Regions from separate parts of the Mus musculus genome. Here all the other regions are linked to region 3. A link is a loop called in an ENCODE intact Hi-C map of the cell type or tissue named here. Cell type or tissue: heart. All regions are shown on one strand. Region 1 overlaps Thrb (thyroid hormone receptor beta). Region 2 holds the start of Rpl15 (ribosomal protein L15). Region 3 overlaps LOC115488350. Region 4 overlaps Thrb (thyroid hormone receptor beta). Region 5 overlaps Nkiras1 (NFKB inhibitor interacting Ras-like protein 1). Region 6 overlaps Gm32121 (a long non-coding RNA gene).

Evidence for each region. Peaks named below come from ENCODE experiments on the same cell type or tissue, not always from the same donor. Only the 100,000 strongest peaks of a DNase experiment are listed, where the experiment ranks them.
Region 1: a loop joins it to region 3, with 5 times the contacts of the local background. A loop is called at or near these places in 10 of 42 quality-filtered maps.
Region 2: it touches region 3 in a loop (3-fold over the local background); 4 of 42 quality-filtered maps call a loop at or near these places.
Region 4: it touches region 3 in a loop (2.3-fold over the local background); 3 of 42 quality-filtered maps call a loop at or near these places.
Region 5: it touches region 3 in a loop (4-fold over the local background); 4 of 42 quality-filtered maps call a loop at or near these places.
Region 6: it touches region 3 in a loop (5-fold over the local background); 16 of 42 quality-filtered maps call a loop at or near these places.

Annotation. Positions count from the first base shown.
Region 1 is chr14:17,741,615-17,745,614 of GRCm38, reverse strand. All of the region lies in intron 1 of Thrb (thyroid hormone receptor beta), which reads right to left. Among named protein-coding and RNA genes, the nearest start is that of Thrb, 83 kb to the right of the region's middle. In heart, no CTCF peak of the experiment used is centred here; a DNase peak (open chromatin) is centred at 2,274.
Region 2 is chr14:18,269,130-18,273,129 of GRCm38, reverse strand. Rpl15 (ribosomal protein L15) reads left to right here and starts at 2,144. Exons shown (of 4, transcript NM_025586.3): 1 at 2,144-2,171; 2 at 2,670-2,851; 3 at 3,087-3,223; 4 at 3,814-4,000. The coding sequence starts at 2,680. It overlaps Nkiras1 (NFKB inhibitor interacting Ras-like protein 1), which reads right to left and starts at 1,994. Exons shown (of 4, transcript NM_023526.4): 1 at 1,807-1,994. In heart, CTCF peaks have their summits at 1,949 and 2,151; DNase peaks (open chromatin) are centred at 1,999 and 2,809; H3K4me3 peaks cover 3,185 bases; H3K27ac peaks cover 2,325 bases.
Region 3 is chr14:17,656,915-17,660,914 of GRCm38, reverse strand. LOC115488350 reads left to right here. Exons shown (of 3, transcript XM_030248233.1): 2 at 1-651; 3 at 984-999. The coding sequence ends at 627. It also overlaps a transcript of Thrb not described here. Among named protein-coding and RNA genes, the nearest start is that of Thrb, 2.0 kb to the left of the region's middle. In heart, a CTCF peak has its summit at 1,734 (motif pointing left); DNase peaks (open chromatin) are centred at 34, 734 and 1,714; H3K4me3 peaks cover 1,763 bases; H3K27ac peaks cover 412 bases; H3K27me3 peaks cover 342 bases.
Region 4 is chr14:17,781,915-17,785,914 of GRCm38, reverse strand. The region is part of intron 1 of Thrb (thyroid hormone receptor beta); the gene reads right to left. Among named protein-coding and RNA genes, the nearest start is that of Thrb, 120 kb to the right of the region's middle. In heart, a CTCF peak has its summit at 1,579; a DNase peak (open chromatin) is centred at 1,294.
Region 5 is chr14:18,282,446-18,286,445 of GRCm38, reverse strand. It overlaps Nkiras1 (NFKB inhibitor interacting Ras-like protein 1), which reads right to left. Exons shown (of 4, transcript NM_023526.4): 4 at 2,443-4,000. Ube2e1 (ubiquitin-conjugating enzyme E2E 1) reads left to right here. Exons shown (of 6, transcript NM_009455.3): 4 at 1,178-1,310; 5 at 2,025-2,172; 6 at 3,007-3,717. The coding sequence ends at 3,104. Among named protein-coding and RNA genes, the nearest start is that of Nkiras1, 13 kb to the right of the region's middle. In heart, a CTCF peak has its summit at 1,649 (motif pointing right); no DNase peak of the experiment used is centred here.
Region 6 is chr14:17,400,400-17,404,399 of GRCm38, reverse strand. The region is part of intron 1 of Gm32121 (a long non-coding RNA gene); the gene reads left to right. Among named protein-coding and RNA genes, the nearest start is that of Gm32121, 5.4 kb to the left of the region's middle. In heart, a CTCF peak has its summit at 1,532 (motif pointing left); no DNase peak of the experiment used is centred here.

The DNA.
Region 1 (4,000 bases), 85 kb before region 3:
ATAAATAAAGTGAAAGAAAAAAAACACATGATGATCTTATTAGATGCTGGAAAAGTCTTTGACAAAATCCAGTACTCCTTTATGATAAAAGGAGAAATCAGGGATACAAGGTACATACCTAAACACAATAAAGGCAATATCCACTAAGTAAGCCAATAGCCAACATCAAATCAAATGGTGAGAAATTTAAAGCAATTCCACTAAAATCAGGAAAAAGACAAGGGTGTCTACTCTCTCCATATCTATTCAATGTAGTACTTGAAATTTTAGCCAGAACAAGAACACAATTACAGGAGATCAAAGGGATACAAATTGGAAAGGAAGAAGTCAAAGTATCATTATTCACAGCTGCTATAAGAGTGTACATAGGTGACCCAAAAATTTTACTAGAGAACTTCTACAGCTGATAAACACCTTCAGCAAAGTGACTGGATATAAAATAACTCAAAAAATAACCAGTAGCCCTCCATTATACAAATGATAAACAGGCTGAGAAAGAATTTAGGGAAATAGTACCCTTTACAATAGCCACAAATAATATAAAATATCTTGGTGTAAAGCTAACCAAGCAAGTGAAAGACCTGTATGGCAAGAACTTCAAGTCTCTGAAGAAAGAAATTGAGGAAGATATCAGAAGATACATAGACCTCCTGTGCTCATGAATCAGTAGGCTAACAACACATTTTAAAACAAGTTTTGCTAATATCATTTAAGGCAAGCTTCGATCAATTTTTAAGTAGAGTAAGACCTGAAAGCAAAAAGGTGGTGTTCTGGAAGATTGTGAGCACTGGGTTTGCAAAGGAAAAAGGATGAAGTTTAGGTTGAAATACCATCCACTACTCAAAGTAGTCCATACAAGTCTCATCAATGAGATTTGTAACTTAACCTTGCAGGTGCTTAAAAATTGAATCTTAAGTTTCTGCAACCAAACCCATAAAATGCTGTGGGTCATCAGCAGGTGCCTAGACACATGTTCCTATCTCCTTCGTTCTCTCATCTTTAGGCACATAGCACCACATAAGACCTAAGCCATAGAAACACATACATAGTCCTTGTAGTCTCCTTGGCAGTATTCACATCTGCGGTAGAGAGGACCCTTTCACACATGCATAATTACAGCCCCTTTGCAAGTCTGTTTTATAAAGAATTGACCTCACACAGTCCTGGATGGTGGGTGGGGAGCATTGTTCTAAGGGGAGCTTAACCCACCAGGTTTTACAAAATCACTGCTGATAAGGCCAGTTCCAATAACATACAGATAATAATTTTTCTACTGGTAGAACAGACCAAAGAATTGCCCCCTCGAGTGTCCAAGGTGCTGTAAATCACAGTAGTTTCTCCAGAAAAAAAATCAACAGAGCCAAGGGTATTTTTTATGATAGCTGCTTATATTGGAATGCATAGAAGAATTGACTAAAAAAATAGTGTGTGATAAATATGAATAATTAACCCTTATTTTTCAAAAAGTAGATTGGAGTGGGGCAAAGAAACATGGAAGAAGGAAAGGATGGGCAACTCAAACCTTGATTGTTAAAAATGACTTCTAAATAAACATAACATTTTGTCAACATTGAGCTTGAAACATGCAGAGAGCAAAACTGGCAGGCAAAGGGGTTGGGAGAGAGTCTGTGTGATGCTAGCCTAGCATCTTGTGACAGAGCTTCACACCCACACATTCTTCTAGCTGGAAAATGGTTTACAAATGACCGTGCTTTTCACTTCCACATTCATTGCACCAGCATTAGAGAAATCACTCAACTTGTCCAGAGCATGAGCTAAATATGACAGTCCCAGGCAGCCCCATTCCTACATGGGCACTTCCCTGTATCACCCAGCGTGTCTCCAGTTTAAACAAAAGTCATCTGGAAACAGAAACTACAAAAGGAAAAAGATTGAGGGAGCATAGTATGTGAGTTACTTCCCAAGAACTTTCCAGTTCTTCTACTGAAAGAACCAAATGTGAATCTAAAAATCAGCCTCAATTCCTTTCTAGTCCTAAGGCAGACAGCTTCTGGGACAAAGTCCTTCACTGGAACAAATTACATTTGCTTGGTGCTTACAGGAGCCCGAGAACTAAGAGCCGTCAGCCAAGGTATTCATTAGTGGGTGCTTATCAGCAGCGAGCTAGTAAATATCAGCACTTCCACACAAATATTTAAAATAATTCCAAGCAAATTTGAACCTCAACAGAGAGCTAGCCAAACACATTTGCAATCTGAACCCAAGGTTCTAATAGGGTACTGCCTTTTGGCTGTCCTTCAGGGTGAGGAACATTTTTAGAAAGATTAACACTTGGCTGTAAACAAAGACAGGCGTTTTCAACACAATCCTTGAGCCAAGATTTTTTTTTTCATACAAAACAAAATGTATCTGTCTTCCTACCCCAGGCACATGTACGGAGTTAGTCTGCCAATGAATCTGTGCAGGAACACTGACCCTAAAGCAACATGCAACGGAGATATAAAGGAACACTCTAGAAGCTTATGACAAATACTCAGGGCAGTAGCAGAAGAGTTTGGTACATAGACAGAAGCATGCTACACAGGCAAAAACTTGGCAGAGAAGTGAGGATAGGCGTCAGGCCTGTGCAAACAAGGCCATCTTCATTTTAAATCTTAGATCTATGTGATCTGCAAGGTCAGCACTCGAGCCAACAGACAGCTTACATGATTTAGACGTGTTTCAATAAATTTTGAAATCTGTGATTCAGATACCTCTAATTTTGTCTTACTGAGTTGTCCACAAAAATGGGGTTAAAATTTGTTTTTCAAGTCCAACATTTTCTGCAACCTTAATCTCTGTAGGTAGCAATAAGGAAATGCAAAATATTCTCTGGCTTAGATGGCTTCTGGCATAATTATAGGTCTGGTGTTTGAAAAATGAAGGGCAGATGAAGATGTATGCAGAGACATGAATAACCCAGGATGTCTGGGAGCACAGCACTTATATCTAATTAACTACCAATTACTGAATTCATAACTTAACACGAGAAGGAAAAACACAAATGGGATTTTTAGAAAAAAAAAAAAAAGCACCATCTCTTTTATCTACATTTCAGTTTACACTTGGCCTCTAAAGGCAGGATGAATGCAATAGGTTGAGAAAGGGAGTAAATAGATTGAGCAATAAAAACCCATTTGATAATATACAGGGCTATAAAAATGACTACACTGAAACTATTAGCCAAAGACAAATAATACCCACAGGAGAGAAGGGAGCAACTCTCGCTGAGTTGTAAGGTCTGTGACAGGAACTGCAAATGTAACATTGAAGAGACATCTTCCAAACTCATGGCTTTCTGTGGCTCTGTTGCATCTGTTCTCATCTTTTCTGTTTTTTTCTCTCTCTTATTATTATTTGTGTGTGTGTGTGTGTGTGTGTGTGTGTGTGTGTGTGTTCCCAAGGTTGTCAGTTATAACCATTCTAACTACCACTTTTCCTTTTACTTCTCTCCATTTTGCTCATAGCCTACTCTATGGCTAGTCTTGTTATCCAGCTTGCTCAGGGATTCCATCTCTCCATCTTTATGGGCTGGAGATGCAGGCCAGCTGCCACACCCATCCAGTGTTTATGTGGGTTTCTAGAGATCTGAACTCTGGTCTTCACACTTGTGGGCTAATCACTTTGGCCAGTGAACCATCTCCCCTGTGCTGAACCCCAAGTCTTGATTCTTTTCTTTCATGACCATGTTCATGAATTTTGTCATGACATAGAAGGTGAAACAGTCCTTGGTTATTTACTGGTTTCATTATTAACCATCACAATTGCTATAGTGCTACAGTCATTGTAACTATCACTACTATTAGAAAGACTTTTTTGTTTTTGTACCAATGCTGTCAGGCCTGTCCCCTCTGCCACCTAACTTCCTGCCAAGAGACAGGCGGTCTTAAAGACAGCATCATTCAATTTCCAAATTCCAGTAAACTGCAGTATTCCTTGACCCCTTGTGCTGGCTGGCTCTCTCTGATCACACTAATTTGCTGGTGGTGTGGCCCAGGGA
Region 2 (4,000 bases), 610 kb before region 3:
AGACTATGCCGGGGCCTAGCAAACACAGAAGTGGATGCTCACAGTCAGCTAATGGATGGATCACAGGGCTCCCAATGGAGGAGCTAGAGAAAGTACCCAAGGAGCTAAAGGGATCTTCAACCCTATAGGTGGAACAACATTATGAACTAACCAGTACCCCTGAGCTCTTGACTCTAGCTGCATATGTATCAAAAGATGGCCTAGTCGGCCATCACTGGAAAGAGAGGCCCATTGGACACGCAGACTTTGTGTGCCCCGGTACAGGGGAACGCCAGGGCCAAAGGGGGGGAGTGGGTGGGTAGGGGAGTGGGGGTGGGTGGGTAAGGGGGACTTTTGGTATAGCATTGGAAATGTAAATGAGCTAAATACCTAATAAAAAATGGAAAAAAAAAAAAAAAAAAAAAAAAGGAGGTAAGGCCTTGTTAGAGGAAGAGTGTCACTGTGGGGTGGGGGTGGGCTTTGAGATCTACCATGCTCAAACTATGCCCAGTGAGGCACACCTCTCTTTGCTGCCTGTAGATCAAGATGTAGAGCTCTCAGCTCCTTCTCCAGCACCATGTTTGCCTGCATGCTGCCATGTTTCCTGCTATGATAATAATGGACTAAACCTCTGAAACTGTAAGCCAGCCCCAAAGTAAATGTTTTCCTTTATAAAAGTTGTCCTGGTCATGGTGTCTCTGCACATCAATGAAACACATTACTACTGAACTACACTCACAGACTTGTAATTTATTCTTCAGCATTATTAAAAAAAAAAAAATCATCCAGGAGGCTCAGCAATTAGAACACTGGCGGCTCTTGCAGAGCCCCCAGGGTTCAGTTCCTAGCACCTACATGGAAGTTTTCAACCACTTCCACCTACCTCAGTGGGCCCCAGGTACAAAGGTGGTCGTGCACAAACATACATCCAAGTAAACACACATAAATAAACACACATAGCCTAAAAATAAACGTTAAAAAATTTTTGAAGACTGTCCTAAAAGAATTCATATCCTTCACTCCATGCTAACTTGCAAGCTCCACCAGATGTGCTTAAAAGAGAAAAAAGTCAGTTACTGCCCCTCCCCCCCCCCCCCCGCACCCCAACCCCACCTCGTCCAGGCTCCACTTGCCAGGACGCTGAGACACTGTACCGCTCAATACCCCTCCACTCCTTCAATGTGTGTCCTTTACACTTGGCATCAAAAGCAATACATAGCATAGTGTTAACGCTTGCTCCCAAGGCTAGAACTTGTATGTTGTCTGAGCTGCATCACCAGCAGCTGAGACTGAGCTCCACGCATATTAAGCAATACATCTGTTGAATTTTTAAATAGGACAGGTGAGGACTCTTAAAATGCTAAAGCTGCCATTTATTCTAAAAGATAAGAAGAGCCACAGATTGATGGAAAAGGTAAACATGATTCCCAAAACCTTTGCCACAAACAAGCGTAGTTTATTAAAACCACACAACTGTATGAAAATAGAAAATTCTGGAACTACAAAAACTCCAATACACCATTACTTCTCAATAAAGAACGCAGTGCAGAATGCCAGCATTTCTTCCTGAAACGGGTCATGGCAAATGAACAATTTGCTATCCTAAAAACGCCTATAAAATCAAGTCCCCGGGCACCTCGGAAAATTCAGAGGGGGACGGGCACCACAGTCCACCCACTAGCCTGGTTCGCGCAAGTCCAAAGTCCCTGGCCGGCCTTAAGGACACGCAAGGTCCACGCGTACCACTTCGCCTACGACCAAGTCACGGCCGTCCTGCGGTCACTGTGCTCCGAGATCACGGAGCGAGGCGCCGGTGGAAACACCAACCTGACACTGCAGGGCAGTGAGACAGCAGCACGCAGGTCACCGCGGTCCGAAGGCGTCCCTCTGGAGCCGGTCCCCGACCTGCTTCCTCCGGCCCCTTGACGTGACGTAAGCAAACTCGCCGCCTCTCACTTTCCGCAGCCTTGGCAGCTCAGGAGCACTGCTGAGAGCTTGGGAGAGCATCCGGAAGCGGCGGGCTGTCCCAGCCTGACTCCGCCCACCAGGTTGGATGTCGGGACTACAAGCCCCAAGAGGCACAGTGCGGCTACAATGCCCCACCGGAAGGAGGGTCGCCGGGGTGGGAGGAGGAGCCACAAAAGGGATTGTGGGAGAAAGCCTTCTTCCTTTCCTCTGGCGGCAGCCATCAGGTAGGGCGGCGGGGTGGTGTTTGTGTGTCTATCCGTCGCGAATCGCGCTAGTCTTCAGCCATCCGACCCCGGCGACCCTACGGCCTCGGAGTTTCTGCCTCGCACGAGCGCCTAGTGAGGATACGGGGTGGAGAGGGTACGAATACGCCGCCGTCCGGGAGGCTTGAGAGACGCAATGGCGGCAGGATCCGAGCTGGGCCGGGGACTGAAGGAGGCGTGGGATGGAAGCGTGGCCTCGGCTTGCCTCTCATCAGGCCGCCCGGGTGGGACGAAGCTCTCCTGGTCTTACTCGCGGTGGCGGTTATAACCCTGCTGCCAGTTCTGGCGGCCTCCGGGAGTATGGAATAGTCAGTCCCGCCCAGCCGGCCCTGCGCCTTGCTGCCTCTGCAGAGCCCTTCTCATTCCCGGTGGACGGTGGGGCTCCAGGAAGGATGGAGAGGCCGTAGTCAATGTCCTTGACAGCGATCGCTCTTTCGATTTGCTTCTTCCTCTCAAAAGGTGAGCCAAGATGGGTGCATACAAGTACATCCAGGAGCTATGGAGGAAGAAGCAGTCCGACGTGATGCGCTTTCTTCTGAGGGTCCGCTGTTGGCAATACCGCCAGCTCTCTGCGCTGCACAGGGCTCCCCGCCCCACCCGGCCTGATAAAGCTCGAAGACTGGGATACAAGGCTAAGCAAGGTGCGTGAGGTCACGATGTGGGTGGTCTATAACACTCCCAGAAAAGTCGGCGGGCCTCAGTTTGGAAGTGCCCCCCCCCCCAAAAAACCTGCCTGATTTAGCTATGCTAAATGTGATATAGGTTACAGATATACTTTAGTCTACATAGTCTATCTTTGTAATTAAAAGGAAGCATTGGAAAGTCTTAACTTAGTCTAACGTATTGGTGGTTGGGTTGTTTTGTTTGTTTGTGTAGGCTATGTCATTTACAGGATTCGTGTCCGCCGTGGTGGTCGTAAACGCCCAGTTCCTAAGGGTGCAACTTACGGCAAGCCTGTCCACCATGGTGTTAACCAGCTGAAATTTGCCCGAAGCCTTCAGTCTGTTGCTGAGGTGAGTTGTTGGGAGTATCGATTGTCTTGACAACCCATTAGGAATGGTGGGCTAGGAAGAAACGGGGAAGCCGGTGGAGTTTCCCTCGGTATAAGGTGGGGATGGAGTTGTTTTGTACTTAGTCACTATCGGTACTCATTGTTACTGTTTTGCTTGAGGATGTGCGGAAAGGGGTTTGGGTTTCTGGACTAGTTTCTACAGACCCTATGCTTTTGGAAGACTGTAAAATTTTGGGCCATTCTGTTTTATTTACATTGCTAATATTCTGTGATCAGTTACTCTTAGGTTGATAAATGGTTGTAGGAGCCCCCTTTCCACAAGCTAGAACTTTTTTTTTCATTTGTTGAATTAATGTATAGGGTTATGGGCTTGATCCCTATTGCTGAAGGGGACTAGGACAGCACTCAATTTCATGTCTGGTTTTTAGGGAGAAAAAAAGTTATGTGCTTTTGTCTACATGTCTGTCATTTAAGCTAGTCTAATTCTTAAGGTGTGTGGGGACCTGGCCTGCTTCAGTCTCATGACCCAGAGTTAGAAGGATTTTTGTCTAGTTTACAGGAAACTGACTGGTCTTTCTCTGCATATTTTAGGAGAGAGCTGGGCGCCATTGTGGGGCTTTGAGAGTCCTGAATTCCTACTGGGTTGGTGAAGATTCCACATATAAATTTTTTGAGGTTATCCTCATTGATCCGTTCCATAAAGCTATCAGAAGAAATCCTGACACCCAGTGGATCACCAAACCAGTCCACAAACACAGAGAAATGCGTGGGCTGACAT
Region 3 (4,000 bases):
CCGCCGCGTCACGCCGGCCGGCCGCCCGCCCAAGGCTGCGCCGTGCTCGGCCGAGCCGCAGTCTCCTCCCCGCTCCGCCCCCTCCGCCACGGGGTCCAGTACTGCGCGGGCTCCCGAGCGAGCCCTATTCCCTTGACCTGTCAACTCTCCTCCGGCGCCGACGCTGAGGGGCGCAGCGTGGGTCCCAGGACACCGGCGACCTCTCTGCCGCGACCTGCGCGGGCGGCGAGGTGCAGGGCCGGAGTCTCCGACTCCGGAGGACCCAGCGCGGTAGCCTTACTAGGGACTAGGGTGTCAGCTCCTCCGCCGCTGGCGAACCGCCGACCGTTCTTCCCCTCTGGTCCTCTAGCCTGTTCGATTCTCCCAGCAGCTGCGGCAGGCTCAGGCCACCCTGGCTCCGCCAGAGTATCAGAGACGAAATGGCTTCCGGGCTGTGCTCCCTGCCACTGCCCGAGCAACCCTCCACTCGAGTGCCCTGCGCACCTGCCGCTTATGTGCAAATGTCCCCCGCTACGACTCTGCGGTAACGGCGCCTTGTGCGCCACCCTCCCCCGGGGTCACGTAGCTGCGGGTCTGGTGGACACGCGTCCACCCACCCAACTGCAGGAGCGTGGAGGATCCATTTGAGCCATCATTCTTTTAGTTGAAGAGGTAGGAGTGTGACAGGGGGTGGGGTAGGGTATGAATGACAGGAGATAGAGGGGATCTCCAGGGGCACAACCCTCCTGAGTCGCCCGACAGGCGCGGCAGGTGTCACCGCGCTCCTCCTTCCGCCCCCAAACCACTTGTGGTGCGCTTGGAAACACGGGGCGCTCAGATCCTCCTGTGGCTCTGGACGCTCTGCTCCCCCACACCAATGGGCAATGCCTTGCTTGCCCTAAATGAGAAGTGCCCCCCCCCCCCAACACCTCACTGAGTGTGTTCCGGGTTGGTTCTACAAGTAGGGTTTAAAGGGACACCTCGTTATTTCGCCTCTGTCCTAGAAATATAAGTACAAAACCAGAAGACAAAAATAATCTCCACCCTGGAAGGGTTCTGCACTTGCAAGCATAGCGCTGAAATGTCCATACCTCAAGTTCCGAAGGTCAGGTTGGGAGAAAACAGCGGGCGACAGTGTGCTGTTCCAGATGACCCAGGCAGTCTTCCAGCTACGCCTTGGAGGTAGGTTTTATTGGAAAAACGCAGAGTGCTCAGAGAACTCGCAGCCAATGGGAAGTTAACAATTGCGACAAAACTACTTTGATTAAGGACCGAATACAATTATGTTCTTATGAACACTGTTAAAAAAAAATACCTTGAAAAATCTTTCTTCAACATACTCTTGTAACACGGTATAAAAGGGAATGATGTCTAGATCATTTTAAAGAGTTGTCTAGATTTCCCCACGGGTGATAAGGCCCCCCCGGGGGTGTTATTTGGGCAGTCCACAGGAAAGGAAAAAGAAGAAAGGCCAACACACCTCCTGTCACAGCATTAACAACTGTGGCGAGTCAGAAGCAGGACTCAGGAGAGAAAGCAGCTGCTAGAACGTTGCCTTTCCCCGCGGCCAGCACAGACTCGGCTGCCCTTTGAATTCTTTGTAAGAAATCCGTGTTTTATTCCTCACCCGGAATGAAGCTTCACTAAGAACTTGCCGGCTCTAGAGTGAAGGTTGTTTTGCAGGCGAGTTCCTGGGCTTTGCTCCAAAGCTGCCTTGGGAGGTTTTGGTTGGTTTGGAGGAAAGCTGCAGCTTCTCCTACCCAGTTCCTAACCAGACAGCCCCCTGGTGGCTGCAAGGAAAAGCCTGGCTTGGCCCAGGTCGGGGGGGGGGGGGGGGGGGGGGGAGACTTGTGAACAGCTCTGTAATAAGTTAGAAAGGGGAATTCAAGAGGCCCCTGGGAAACCCGGAATCCCTGGACGTTATACTTCTAGTATAATTCTGAGCTATGTTTTTTCTTAAATTCTTTCTGAAGAAAACCACATACTAAAAATGAACTATAACAACAACATCAAAAGATTACTTTTCTTTGTTCAGATGGTTTTGTCTGATTTCATTTTGCTTGGAAAGTTATGAAATGAGAATCAGTGAAAGTATTAAACGGCTTACAAGACTGGTTGTAACAGTGTTATATAATCGCAACGCTCCAACAGGAAATTTGGTAGGATTCTATTTGAATGGGTATTGAGAGAGCAGAGCTGGTGGGGTGGTGGTAAGGGGTTACCATAAGAATCTGTTACACAACACAGTGTCATGGGAATTCTCAGAGTCATGAGAACTCCTGGGAAAGCAAAAGATATCCTAACCTGGGAGCACAGGGTCTCAGGTGCCATCTTTGCTGGCTTGTGATGCACAGTTGCTTATTTTCAGAACCTAGGATCACAGTTCACCTACACCATCCTCCTGACCAGTCTATGAATTTCAAACTGATGATTCCAGTCAAGGAAGAAAGCCATCTGTTTGTTTCCTAAAGAACTATTAGGCAAGAAAGAGTATGAAACATGAAGCCCAACAAGAGCATGCATGGGTCACAGTGCAACTGGCCATAGATCTTTATTGAACATGGTAAAATGTGTTTTTAAAAATATTCTCTCTTAATTCCTGCATTTGTGAGCACTGCTTATCTTTTTAGCTTTCTTATATGACTACACTTTGTCCCTACCTACTGCGCCTGTGAATCAGAATCCAGTGGGAGAAATAAAGCACAAATTAGAATTGACCAGTTATCAAAGATGGTAGTTATGACAAGGAATGCCATGTGGGATTGGGTGTGGAGTGGGGCCATCCTCTAAGAACTCAGACACAGGAAGTTCTTGAAGGTTTGTGGAGTTGTGGACAGATTTCCTGAGGGGGGTGGAACATTAAATCATTTCATTAACCAAACAGCTTTCTCTGGAGCCTGCTGCTCTGCCCTGAGACCTAGCCCTGGAGAATCTAAATCGTTACGTTCATTATATGAAAGTCCCAGGCATTCTGGCCTAAAATTGTAAACTCCCCCCACCCCCCACAGCCTTTGACAGACCACTTAGGGAAGATGACAGTTTCAAAACCAATGGGTGGCAGTGAGAAAGACACAAAGTCATCTTTTAGTGTCTCTGGGGTACCATTCCAGTGTCCCTCCATAGCTATTGGGATCTGCAGGTGACTTAACTCCATATGTAAAATGGCATAGTATTTGCATGTAACCAACATTTAACTTCTCTGACCTGTGTCTCACCTCTAGATTAAATGCTATGCAAATAGGTATTATACTGTATTAAAGGATTAACATCAAGGGAAGGAGGACTGAACATGCTCAGTATACATGCAGGGTGTCTGGAGTACCTTCAGCCTGGGGTTGAATGACTCCACAGATGGGGACCTCAAAAGGGGAATGGCTGACTATAAACTGCCAAATCAGATCAAGCAAGGAAGCAAAAAGAGCCCAGAAGAGGGAGGGTCCAGTAAGACTGGCTTTAGAAGGTAGCTGAATGCATTATTATTTATTAGCTCCAAATGTGAGAAATGAAGTTAGGAAAAATTGTCAAGGAGGTACAAAATTAAAAGCTACGTCCTGCTTTCTGCATTCTGTCTTTGGGACTGTCATGGCATTTTTATGTGTGTTTTTAATATTCCAAACAAGGACAAAGAAATGGTTTAAATTATCATTGCACACTTGACAATTCATGTGTTTTGCCATGTCTGTAGTGATACAGTTCATGAGGGTTTAACTCACCTGGAGTATTGCACTGAGCAACTATTGCAGATCATATATATGCATGTGTCTTGTCATGCTGGAGCAGTGGGAATGCAGAGCAAAGCACACTCTATTTCACTTCTTGATGTGTGCTTATTTTGCATGCCAGCATTGGACCTTTGGCATAGTACTGTGTGAAAGAGACCTGGAAGGCCCCTTCCTTCTGCATCTTCACTTTCAGGCCATCAGTTAGTGGCAAGTAACCACAAGTAAGGAAGTACATGGAGGCATCCTCAGTTGCTGTTAACTAGGCTCAAAGCTAGTTCTGTTGAATGGAGACCATGACC
Region 4 (4,000 bases), 120 kb before region 3:
ATGTATTAGCAGAGCAGTATTAACAAAGCATACAGCAGTAGAAACACGCCAGAAGGAACAAGAGTAGCTTGGCAATGGCACTGAGGTGCTGCTCTCTGGGTGTACAGACATGTCAGCCTGGGATGCAGTCAGATATGACAGAGATGGTCTATCTTCTAGCACACTACCTACTGACAGAATGACAGTGTAATGGTGCTGACCTAAGAGAGGAAGACAGCAGTTCAGGAAAGAAGGAAAACACATTTCCCAGATCTCCACTGTGTGCCAGGCACTGCTCAGATTAGGAATAACAGCTGTGTGCAGTGGGGTCCGGGAGCTGGTAAGAATCACCCACATGTGACTTTTGACCTTGACACTGTTCCATGAAGTCAATACTGATACTTTCCATTCACAGGCTAGGAAATGGACTTTGAAAGGTAAAGAATGTGAATAACAATTCAAACCCAGGGCTGAGCCCAGGGTCGTAAGCCTTTCTGCTTCATTATTCGTCTGAAAGTAAGAAATAGCACTTTAGGTTACTTGTGCCACTCTTTATGGGAAGGAAGGGACTCACGTCAGACAAGCACCTGAGGAAAATATGTCCTCAGAACTCTCTTCTTAAGACATGCCTACACTGGAAAGAAGTGAATGCTCACACTTATTTGCACAAGCAAGTGTTTAGATGAATAAATAAATCCCTTAAGGTGTAGCTTTGTTTTAGAGAATGAACAAGTAAGCAGATAACACAATTTTTCACTGAAAAATGTATCACAATAACAAAAGCAGTGCTCAAAATATAGAAACATCTATACATATAAACAATTAGATTTCTGTAGCAGAATATTAATTAAAAAATATTTCTCATGACTATGGTATTTCCAGATATGTACAGAATAAGCCAAAAAAGCAAAATTCACTGCTCATGTAAACTGCTTCATCTAGAAACATACTCTTTTTTTTAAATGTAGCATTTACTAGAAATGCCATTTTAGTGCATATAAATTGTACAAAATTCTGGGTGTCGCCACTGTGACCTTTTCCTGCATGCAGACAATGTACTTTGACCATATCCTCCCCCACCACCCTCCTTACCTCCCACCTTATCTCCAGCCCTACTTTTCCTGATAGCACCACTTCTGAAGGATTTCATGACATTTTGGAACATATTTCTAAGCCTACTGTTTACAAGCAGAATCCTTGGCTATACAAGAGTGCAGGTCCCTACCGTCTTTGGGAGCAGTTACTTGAAAGGGTGCACTAGTCCAGCAAAGCACATATGCACAAAGTCCACCCTCTACAAACTTGGAAGAGCTCGGCAGTGGGCAGGACCAGATAGAGTGCAGTTTGGACACTCCCTCTGTTTGGAAGCTCACAGACTGCAGAAAGGAAATGATTAATGCCAACTCGATGTCACCAGACTTTACAAAAACAAACAAACTAGAACTTTCTGACAGACTAGAACTGCTTCACCTACCTTAATGACATGGCTGCTTTGTAAGGGCCCTGCACAATTCAGTCGGGAAACTTGGGCTGTAGATAAGATTCTTGATAAAGAGCAAGTCTATTAACAGCTCACTGCTGTAACTGTGTGGTTACTTTGGGAAGCACAAATACAACAGCTGTAAACAAGAACATCAATCACCCGTAGGACAGAATCAGTTAGAAAAGTCAACTTGCTCTTCTTCAAAACTCTAATTTTATTAAGAGTTTGAACTTCAAACATTCACAGATCACCTGGTGTTCGTGTTTGTAAAAGTCTCATCAAATGATATATTTTATATTTCTCTAAAGTTTTACTTCTGAAAACAAATGATAAATACTCTTATTTTTTCTTCTCATCTCTAGTTTTATTCTATTTTCCAAGTAATATAAAAGAAATATCAAATACCTTTTGTTAGATGTGTGTACTGGCTAGTTTTGTGTCAACTTGACACAGTTTGAATTATCACAGAGAAAGGAGCTTCAGTTGAGGAAATGCCTCCATGAGATCCAACTGTAAGGCATTTTCTCAATTAGTGATCAAGGGGGAAAGGCCCCTTGTGGGTGGGATCATCTTTGGGCTGGTAGTCTTGGTTCTATGAGAGAGCAGGTTGAGCAAGCCAGGGGAAGCAAGCCAGTAAACAACATTCCTCCATGGCTTCTGCATCAGCTCCTGCTTTCTGACCTGCTTGAGGTCCAGTCCTGACTTCCTTTGGTGATGAACAGCAGTATGGAAGTGTAAGCCGAATAAACCCTTTCCTCCCCAACTTGCTTCTTGGTCATGATGTTTGTACAGGAATAGAAACCCTGACTAAGACACCTTGTAAGAAAGAGAAGAAAACAGGATATTCTAAGGCAGGTAGTTTGCTATCGATCAAATTTAGTGGCCAAAATCCCATGTACTGCATTTAAAAAGTCAGAATTACTTGTTTATTTGGGATTATACAATGTTGATCAGGTAGGCTAGATATATGTTTGTACACTGAAGTATACTCATGCCCTCCAAAAACCCCAAACAAATAAAAAAGGCAAATAGAAACATTTTTAAAATACCTTGGGATGAAGTATTTGAAATTGGAACTTGTCTTAGAAAACTAGATCACCTCTAATGCACTCCCCAAGGATCACCTTACCACTATTTTTGGAAGTAGACTGTGCTGTGTTAGTTGTATAGACATCTTAGCTATATCTGATGAGAGTTAACTTAGTCCCTGTCATAAAGCATGCTCCACTTGCTCTGCTTGTAGCTTCACTGTACCTACAGGGAGGCATAGGCAGAAACATGAGTCCTAGCAGAGAGTTAGGGCCCCCAAATACTCCCAGTTCACCTTTGTTCCATGTTAGGGCAACCATGGTGGGGAAGTAGCAATGAAGAAGTCTTCAAGATCCAACCCTCACTGTTCACTCTCTGTACCTGTCTTTGCACACTTTCCAGGAAGGTGGATTTTGACCACTTCAAGGAGTGAGATATCCCGTGTCCTTTGTGTCTCTGCTCATGGGGGTTTCTCCTTTCACATGCACAGCTGTTGTGACTATATCACAGCTGCTTTCTTGAAATAATGCCAACCAACACTTAAACATTCATGATCCTTCCAAATGTGCCAGTGGCACATTAGGGGCAGGAGAGGGGCTAAGGATGTAATATTGACTCTGAAGGTAGAATCCTCACCTTTAAGGACTTTCATTCACTGGGAGATGGGCATGGCGAAATTCCATGCAAGTAAAAAAGTGAGGACTGATGTCAAGAATACACTGAAGAGGGTGTGACCACATACTGGACATGCTCTGAGAGGCTGTAAAGGCCAGGAAATGGTATTAAAAAACCAGTTAATTTAGAGTAAGGAATAGAAAAAGATGTTCAAATGTTAAATATGGATTGCTCTTAGGTTGATACCTGTGGCCAGGGAGATGCTATGGTCTCTTACGTAGCAACCAATTGGGAACTTTCCTCAAAGGGTGCAAATCAACATCAAGCTTGGGGGTTCAGGTTGCTGTGTAATCTGGTTGACTAGCCTTTGGCTCTGTGGTCACCTTGGTCATGTTCATGTCATAGAGCTGAGAGACAGTGGCCAAGTTTTTCTTTGTGTTCTTTCGTTCAGAACAAGAATACAGTGCCTGCAATACACTCTGAAAAGCCTCTCTTGGACCAGGCAGACTAGCTACTCCATGGGACTCTCTCTGAAATACAACTAGATTGCACTAAGTCACGTCTTAACGATGTCTGGGATACCAATAAATCTGTATGGGCAACAATGAACAAAAGCCAGAATAACAAGTGAGGAACACATGGGTAACTGATTATCACCGGGTCACATGGGGCTAAGGACTAAACACTGGAATTAGAAACATATGCCTGGGGCTCAGTTATAAGGAAGAAGTGGCAAGTACAGGACATTAGATGCACTCGGCACCAAGAAGCTAAGATCCTTAAAGAATCTAGATTGACCCCACCCCACTTCACCCCCACCCACACACTGGAAGAACAGTTTGGTCTGGAGCACACAGAAGGTGATGCCTAGCACACTGTGTCAGTGATACTTTG
Region 5 (4,000 bases), 630 kb before region 3:
CTACTCTATAGGTCTTAGAATCGGAGTGCAAGTTTTACTGCTGTTGCTAAGGTACTTGAATACAGAGCACTCTGGAAGCCAATGCAATATTTTAGAAGGATGGTATAGCCGAGTAAGGGTACAACCAAGTATATTGTATTTAACAAGAATGGGGTTTGGTTAATGGCTAATGAAAGTTCGTGTTTAGTTTAACACTGAAGTGAAAACTGATTACATCATTGACATTCGCCTCTCTCACTCACTAATTTTTATAAGGTAGGAAGTATAGGCACCAACTTGGAATTACCCATGACCCAGCATTTGTGAGGGCTGAGTGACTTTGAAGACAGTTTGAGCTACTCTGTCTCAGAGGGCCAGAAGATCTTCTAGCTAAAGCAAGTGTGTGTGTGTGTGTGTGTGTGTGTGTGTGTGTGTGTGTGTGTGTAGGCTGGCTGGAAGTCAAATGTTGTATGTCTTTATGTCAGTGTGGAGTTTAAAACTCTGCCAAGTACTTTAGTTAGGGCAAAAATTCTTGTTATTTACCAGAAATGATGCAGCAATGAGAAAACTTGTCACTGAATGAAAAATGAGGACATGATCACTCCTAGGTATGGTTAGATTTTATTGTAGATAAAGGGGAGAACAGGCAGAGACATTGGGAGAGTCCAGACTGAGCCAAGCTAACAGACTGAATGGAGTTATTGGGCATGGGGATGGGGAGGACAAGAAAAGGGGGGTGGGGCAAGCTGACCAAGAGTGAAACAAGAGCTCAAGATTGCGGTGTGGACCAAGAGAGCCATAGTCAAAATAGCTGAGCAGTACAATGAAGAGAAGGTGGGGGAAGGGAAGCAGAAGCCCTGTCCCCAGGTCTCACCCTGGCCTGGGTGAGAAGTGTTTGGAGAAGCCACAGGTACTGAGATTTGCCCTGAGTTTCTTTGAATCATAATAGTCAGCGGCTTATATTCTAAGAAACGAATCTTTAATTGATGTTTACCTTACGCTTGAGAGTTGAAGAAAGTTCATGTCTAGCTGCAGCTAGAGTGTTTAGAATGGGTCTGGTGTTCTTCTGTCCTGGCTCACTACCATATTCTTTATGAAGAGAACCCAGACATTAAACCAAAAGGATAAGGGGAGGGTTTTTTTCCCTTTTCTGATGCAATGTCACCATGTCTTTATCTGCTCCTGTATTATTTCACAGTGCTGGTCCCAAGGGTGACAACATCTATGAGTGGAGATCAACCATTCTGGGTCCTCCAGGGTCTGTGTATGAAGGTGGAGTATTCTTCCTTGACATTACTTTTACACCAGAGTATCCTTTCAAGCCTCCAAAGGTAAGGAGTCTCCAGTGTCTCCTGACATTAACTGTTCCTTGAGAGAGATCAAGTTTTCATTGTAATCACAAAAGCTAGAGTCTTCCATTTGTGTGCTGCTGTCCTGTTAAAGCATGTTAGTAACAGCTGTGTGTACTGCGGTACAGTCTAGATCTGTGTGGCAGAAGAGCTCAGCTTCCTTCTGTGTATTGTTTGCCAGTTTTAAGTGAATGTGATGACTGTTGGTTGGGTTGGCTCCTCAGTAGGCAATAGGCATTTCTAGATGTAAATGCTTAAAACTGTGCTAGTTATTGTCTAGCTTGTTAGATTTTACGCACACTCCGAAGCAGTGTATTACTTCCAGCTAACACAAGAGGTCAGCAAACAACTAACAATCCAAACTTAAGACATAGTCATATTTAGAACATTAAAATTAAGCCAGATGTTACTAGTAGCACATATCTGGAAACAGAAGCAGGCAGAGGGATCAAAAATTTGCAGCTACTTTGGGATATATGGTACCAGACTAGCCTGATCAAGAAAAGAAAAAATGAAAAAAAAAAAAAACCAACAAAAAAAAAAAAAAGAAAAGAAAAAATGTAAAGAAGTATCTGGCAGTGGGTACTGCTGTAAAATGAGATGGAGAATTGAGTGTGGCCTCACTTCAACAGCGTCTACCTGAAATGTCATAATGCCTCCTACATGAATGCTGCTTGACAACTGCCTTATTTTTAGGTTACATTTCGTACAAGAATTTATCACTGTAATATTAATAGCCAAGGAGTTATTTGCTTGGACATATTGAAAGACAACTGGAGCCCAGCCCTAACCATCTCGAAAGTCCTCCTTTCTATCTGCTCACTCCTTACAGACTGCAATCCTGGTAAGACGAATAGTCATCTGCACTGTATTTCTTACTAAATGTTTCTTGTTTTCCACATAAGCTAAGACCATTAAAGGACATTTTAATCAATTGTTTAGTGCACTAGTTGGAAAAGGCAGCTACTCTGAGCTCACTAAGGCTGGGTGCAGCTCTGCTGCCAGTTTTGATGAGGATTCACTGAGCACTTGACCACAGCCAGTGCTCACTTTAGAAAGAGGTATTTTTCTGCACTTGGTAATTTCAGAATTGTAATCTTATTGGGACTAATTGTTTTTAAAAAGAAAGAAATTATTTATTTTTCTGCTTAAATATACAAATTTAACTAGGCATTCCATTTTCAGAGAAACACATTTATTTGGAAGTCTGGGTTTTTGGCCTTTTCTAGGTATACATTATACAATAGATACTGCCAATTGCACCAGCCAGAGAGACTTCCCAATATCTACAGCTCTAATTGGTTGAACAAAGTTGGTCTTGGAGCCTTGGTCATACACATGGAGAACAAAGAGTGTCACTTGTTGAGAGAGAACTAAAGTAGAATAAGAAAATGAAGCCAAGGCCACTCCTCCCACCCTTCTAGATAAGATTAGATGAAGGGCTAAAACAGTGGCCCAGCTGAAGAGCAAGTGTTCTTGCAGAGGGGTTCAGCTTCCAGCACCCACTAGGGGCCCACATCCATAACCTGCAAACAGAGTACCCAAAAACATAAAATAAACCTTTTTAAAAACTGTTTTTAAAGATTAGAAGAAAACACCTTCTGACAGTGAGTGTTTCAGACATGGGCAAAGTATCTGATTTTCTTTCTCCAAAGTAACATACATGTTTTTCTTCCAGCTGACCCTTTGGTGGGAAGTATTGCCACTCAGTACATGACCAACAGAGCAGAACACGACAGAATGGCCAGACAGTGGACCAAGAGATACGCTACATAAACTGGGTTTTCAGTTCTTACATGACTTGTCTGTCACAGAAGAGAGCTGCTTATGATTTTGAAAGGGTGGGGGTGGGAGTTGGTAAAGAGTAGGCTATTTCTATATCAGATATTATTCAGTCTTACTTCCCAGGATTTTGTTGTAACTTAAGGTATCTTGCTACAGTAGACAAACTGGTAATAGCGACTTTTAGAGCTGAAACTTTGCAAGATTAGCTGACTTTTAGTACAAAAGAAAGCATGTGTAGATACTTGTGTTCCATTGATCAGCTTAAATTTGTATAGGTACATGTCATTTATGTAAAGTCCTATTTTCTTGTTCAAAAAAAATGGAATTTGTTTTTCCTTCTTAAAAGGAAACAATGGTATTTAACAAGTTTGCAAAGATGAGTTTGTTACCTCGTATATGTAAAATGGACACCTGGCTACAAGACACCATGTAGTTAATGTATTTTATCTTATATGCAAATTACTTCAAGGGTTGAATCACAATTTGTGGAAACCTGTAGTGAAATACCTTAAGCTGTTAACTGTAAGTGTGGAATAGGAATTGTTCAGTCAATTGGTTTAGACTTCTTACGTCTGCATTTGTGCTAATAAACAATATTAAGAACAACTACTGACCCTGCTGTGTTCATTTCCTCTCTGCAGTCTTTGCTTCTGAAAGCAGGTTAAGGAATACTTATCACTTAATATATGCCAGAGCTGATACTTACACAGCACATTTTGGAGATGTCTTTTTATGACTTTATTTATGTGTATAAATAAAGATACTGTAGCTGTCTTCAGACACACCAGAAGAGGGCATCAGATCCTTTAAAGATGGTTGTGGTTGCTGGCCATTGAACTCAGGACCTCTGGAAGAAGTAGTCAGTGCTCTTAACCCCTGAGCCATCT
Region 6 (4,000 bases), 260 kb after region 3:
TCCTCATGTCTGGTTGACTACTTTGGCCTGGGTATCAGTGGATTCCTAAATAAATAAGACACTACAGTTGAATGCCATTAGCTGGCTAGCCATGTACTGGCTACAGAGAGTCCTGTTTACAGAGAGTCTCAGAAACTGTGGGTTCAGATTCATGAGTCACCCTGCTGATGTTGAAAGCTTTTGAGAGTCAGCATAATTAGAAGCACCTAGTGAGGATATAAGCTTCACAGTCAGACATGGCTCATAAGCAATAGGCAGGGGTATCTAGGATCAGTGACTTGGCAGCAAAGTACAGAAATGGTTGAGACTTTGAAGGAATATATTGGTTTTCCAGAGTGAGGAGAAAACTGAAGAGCTGAACTTGAAATTATAAATTGGCAGCATAATAAAGTACTCAGAGACTTTTAGATGACTACTCATCTTCTCTTTTGTAAGACTATTTTTGTGCCCAGTGTCCATGAATGTTTTGAAAGACCCTGTTCTGGGGTTGTTAGGTGGCTCAGTGGTTAAGAGCCCTTGCTGTTTTTGCAGAAGACCAGGGTCAATTTCCAGCATCCACAACAGCTGCAATACCTGCAACTCCAGCTCCAAAGGATCTGATGCCATCTTTTGGACTCCCTAGGCACCTGCTACCATGTACACATATGCCTACACTACACTTCATTATACTACACTACACTACACACACACACACATTTCAAATCAAATTTTAAAAGTCTTTTAAAGGTCCTACTCATAGCATGCTGAACGTATTAGCCTCATTTTATAAGATATAAAATCTGAAGCATAGAGGACTTGAAATCACTTACTTTAACTCACACAACTAAGCACTGGGCAAAAAAGTATTTGAATTCAGAGATTCAAGAACTATGTGTCCAAGTGGGACAGTACAACAACACAGTGCAGCATGATGTTATTTATTGATTTCACACATGTGTGCCCCACACACATTTGGATTCATTATAGAATTGCAGTTACAAGGTGTTTCAAATGATCTCTAGGAATCTGTGGCTCATTAAGTTCTTTGGCCTGTGGCCACTGAGTGCAGCAGCCATGAGGAGGGAGGCACAATTAGTGCCCCTTGCCACATCCGGGTGCTCTGGTGTCACTGGAGTTGGCATTGAGGCAAATGTACATCCCAGCTCTGAAGCTCATTCTTGGATGGTGTCACTGGCCTTGTGTTCTAGGCCCCGGTTCTGTTCAAGAAGCAGCCTCTGCTCAAGTACTAAGCAGGAGCTGATCGCTGGTTTTTATGAAGAAAGAGCCTGGGAGCTGTGATCCTGAGAGCATCTCTCCCACGTTCCTTCTGTACAGAAGGGAGACCAGGTCCTATGAGCAGTGAATAAGGCCTGCTGACACTGCCATATGTCATGTGACAGAGAGCAGATGTGTGAAAGTCCACTGCAGGGGTATGCACTAACCTGCATGGTGAAAAAGGAGAGGACCCTGATGGGGGTAGCTTAGCAGGCATACATTCCGAGCAACCTCAGGCTTAGATTCCTTCTCCTCGCCTGCCCTCTAGTGGTACTTCTGAATACACAGTCTGTTGTCAAAGCCCAGCAGACATTTCCACAAACTTAGTTTTGAGGTCACTGTTGATTGCCCTGACGTTTTCTGGGTGATTAAGTATATTTTATTTGTTGTGTAGAAGAGAAAAATGGGCTTGCAATTCTTTTCTGACCAAAGTATTTCATTTCTGCTCAATAAATCATTTCTTAAACTTAATTATGAGATGCTTAATAGTACCACTTTGGAATACAGACAGTTATAAATTTTTTTATCTAGAACGGAAAATCAGAACAAGCAATAACGTGGATATTATTTTAAAATACAAGTCATTAGTTGCTTTGGTAGAAAATGCTAAAAAAGGAAACAAAACAAAAGAAAACAAACAAACACAAAGATTGGGATTTGGAAACGTCTTGAACTGACCTCAGAAGGTGGGGACTCGGGCAGGTTGGCTTCTATTCTCAGGTAGCACAGAGTGGTGTTTGGAATTAATGAACTCCAGCAGTAATGAAGGAAGTGCTGCTTTTTGCTACATCATTTCTGTGACCATGAGCTTTCCTGCTTTCCTGTGCATCATGAGTTTGTATAAAATCACTGTGGCTTCTCTACAGAATCAAGCAAGCATGGCTCATACTCTTCCTTAGCTTCCTGCTTCCCTAATACACACTGTATCTACTGGGCTAACAAGGGCTCATTTCTCCTCTAAAACTCTAATCTGGCAAACATTTGCCCTGATGAGTGAAGCATTCCACTATGTAAAAGTCAAACACAAAATTACAAGCAACAAAATGACACTTCAAATCAACATAATGCATCTTCAAGCCCCACTGATAATTACAAATTAAAACAGAATAGAAAGTTACATTTATTTGTTGGCAAGGTTAACTGAGTATTCAAATGCCAATATGCCATTAGTGTTTCTTGTCAACACAAAGGATAACTGAGCATAGTTGCTTGATTAAGCAATGTGTACTAAATGCTTAAACCTCTCAGTTGAAAAGTGATTTTTAAATATTGCTTATGCTACTCACAAATGTAGTTGAAATTCTTGAAAATCACTAGTAGGTTAGAGAAACAATTTGATGCTTTGATTCAACAGGCAGTGAACACTTATTGCAGGACACATGATTTGGCCTTATCTGGACTGCTGTGCTCACTTTCCAGCCCTGTATGTAAGATGTTTAGGAGCAGGGTGAAAAACAATGAAGTATCATGAGGTTCCTTGTAAAATTGGATCAATCAGACGGTGTGTTGCTTTGCTGGTTACCATGGATTTTCCCAATGCTCTATTCCAGAAATTTGTGGCTTCTTTAGCAGAAAAAGCTGAGAGGAAGCTGCCTGTTTTCTGTTTCCTGTTATAATAGAATTTTATAATAAAGGGAGAACTAAAAGACATCTACCTTATGAGAGAAACCTAAGGCACAAAAAAAGGTCGTGATGTTTCTGAGACCAGAGCTAGGAAGAGAGAAAATAAATCACAAGGCTTCTGATCTTCTCTTCCCAGTGCATTGGCTTAAAACCATAAAGACTTTCCAGCCATAACCAGAATGCAATGTCATCTTGTGAGCAACAATTAAACCAACATTCTTCAATAGTACCTTTAAATTTGGTCTTTTTGCATGAGGCCCTTATGTGGGATGTGTGGACCCACTCGCTGGGCTGCTTGGTCACCACACTTGTGACAGCACTGAGAACTCAGCTGGAACTTGCTACAAAGCCCACTTAAAACTGACTTTAATAAACTCGTAATCCTGCCTCCACTTGAACACTCACAGAACACATCTTGTCATAGTTTATTAGTAGCAAAGTCTTCTTTGTATATCCAGAAGATAGATGAATGTATGCTACAAATGTTTTACTTTGATAATTTTATGATTATCTTATAATGAGTTCATAGCAGGCAGGATTTTTTAGAAGAAAAACAATCAAACTGATCAGTTCAGTATCTGTACCTAATAGTATTAATCTGATTGTTAAAGATCAAACTTGAATAGAGGCATAACTAGTCACTCCACATGAGGTTATATCTGTAAGATCAAAACTGAAAAATGAGAAAAAATAGAATTAAAAAATAACAGGTTTGTGTAAATGCTCCAAATATAGAGAAACTGTCAGTCTATCCCGGATGCTGTAATGAAATCCTGAGTGCTTTATGAAGACAAAGATGTATTTCTCAGAGGTTTGGACCTGGGGAAGTCAAAGTTGTAGCTGTCCATGTCTGGTGAGGACAAACCTGGTGGTCATAGATGACATCTGTTTGCTTTGTCTTTATACACCTCAGAAGGCATGGGATCTCCCTCGGACCTATTTTGCAAAGACTCTTTGAGTGTTCTGATTTCATGACCTAAGCACAGTCCAGAGGCCCCTTGTAATACCATCCCTGGGGACTAGGGTTTCAATAGATGAATCTGGAATGACAGGCCTACACAAACCCTCTGACTGTAGCAGAGGTCTACTTGATAGTTTTGTCTGCACTTTTAGATCTATAAAT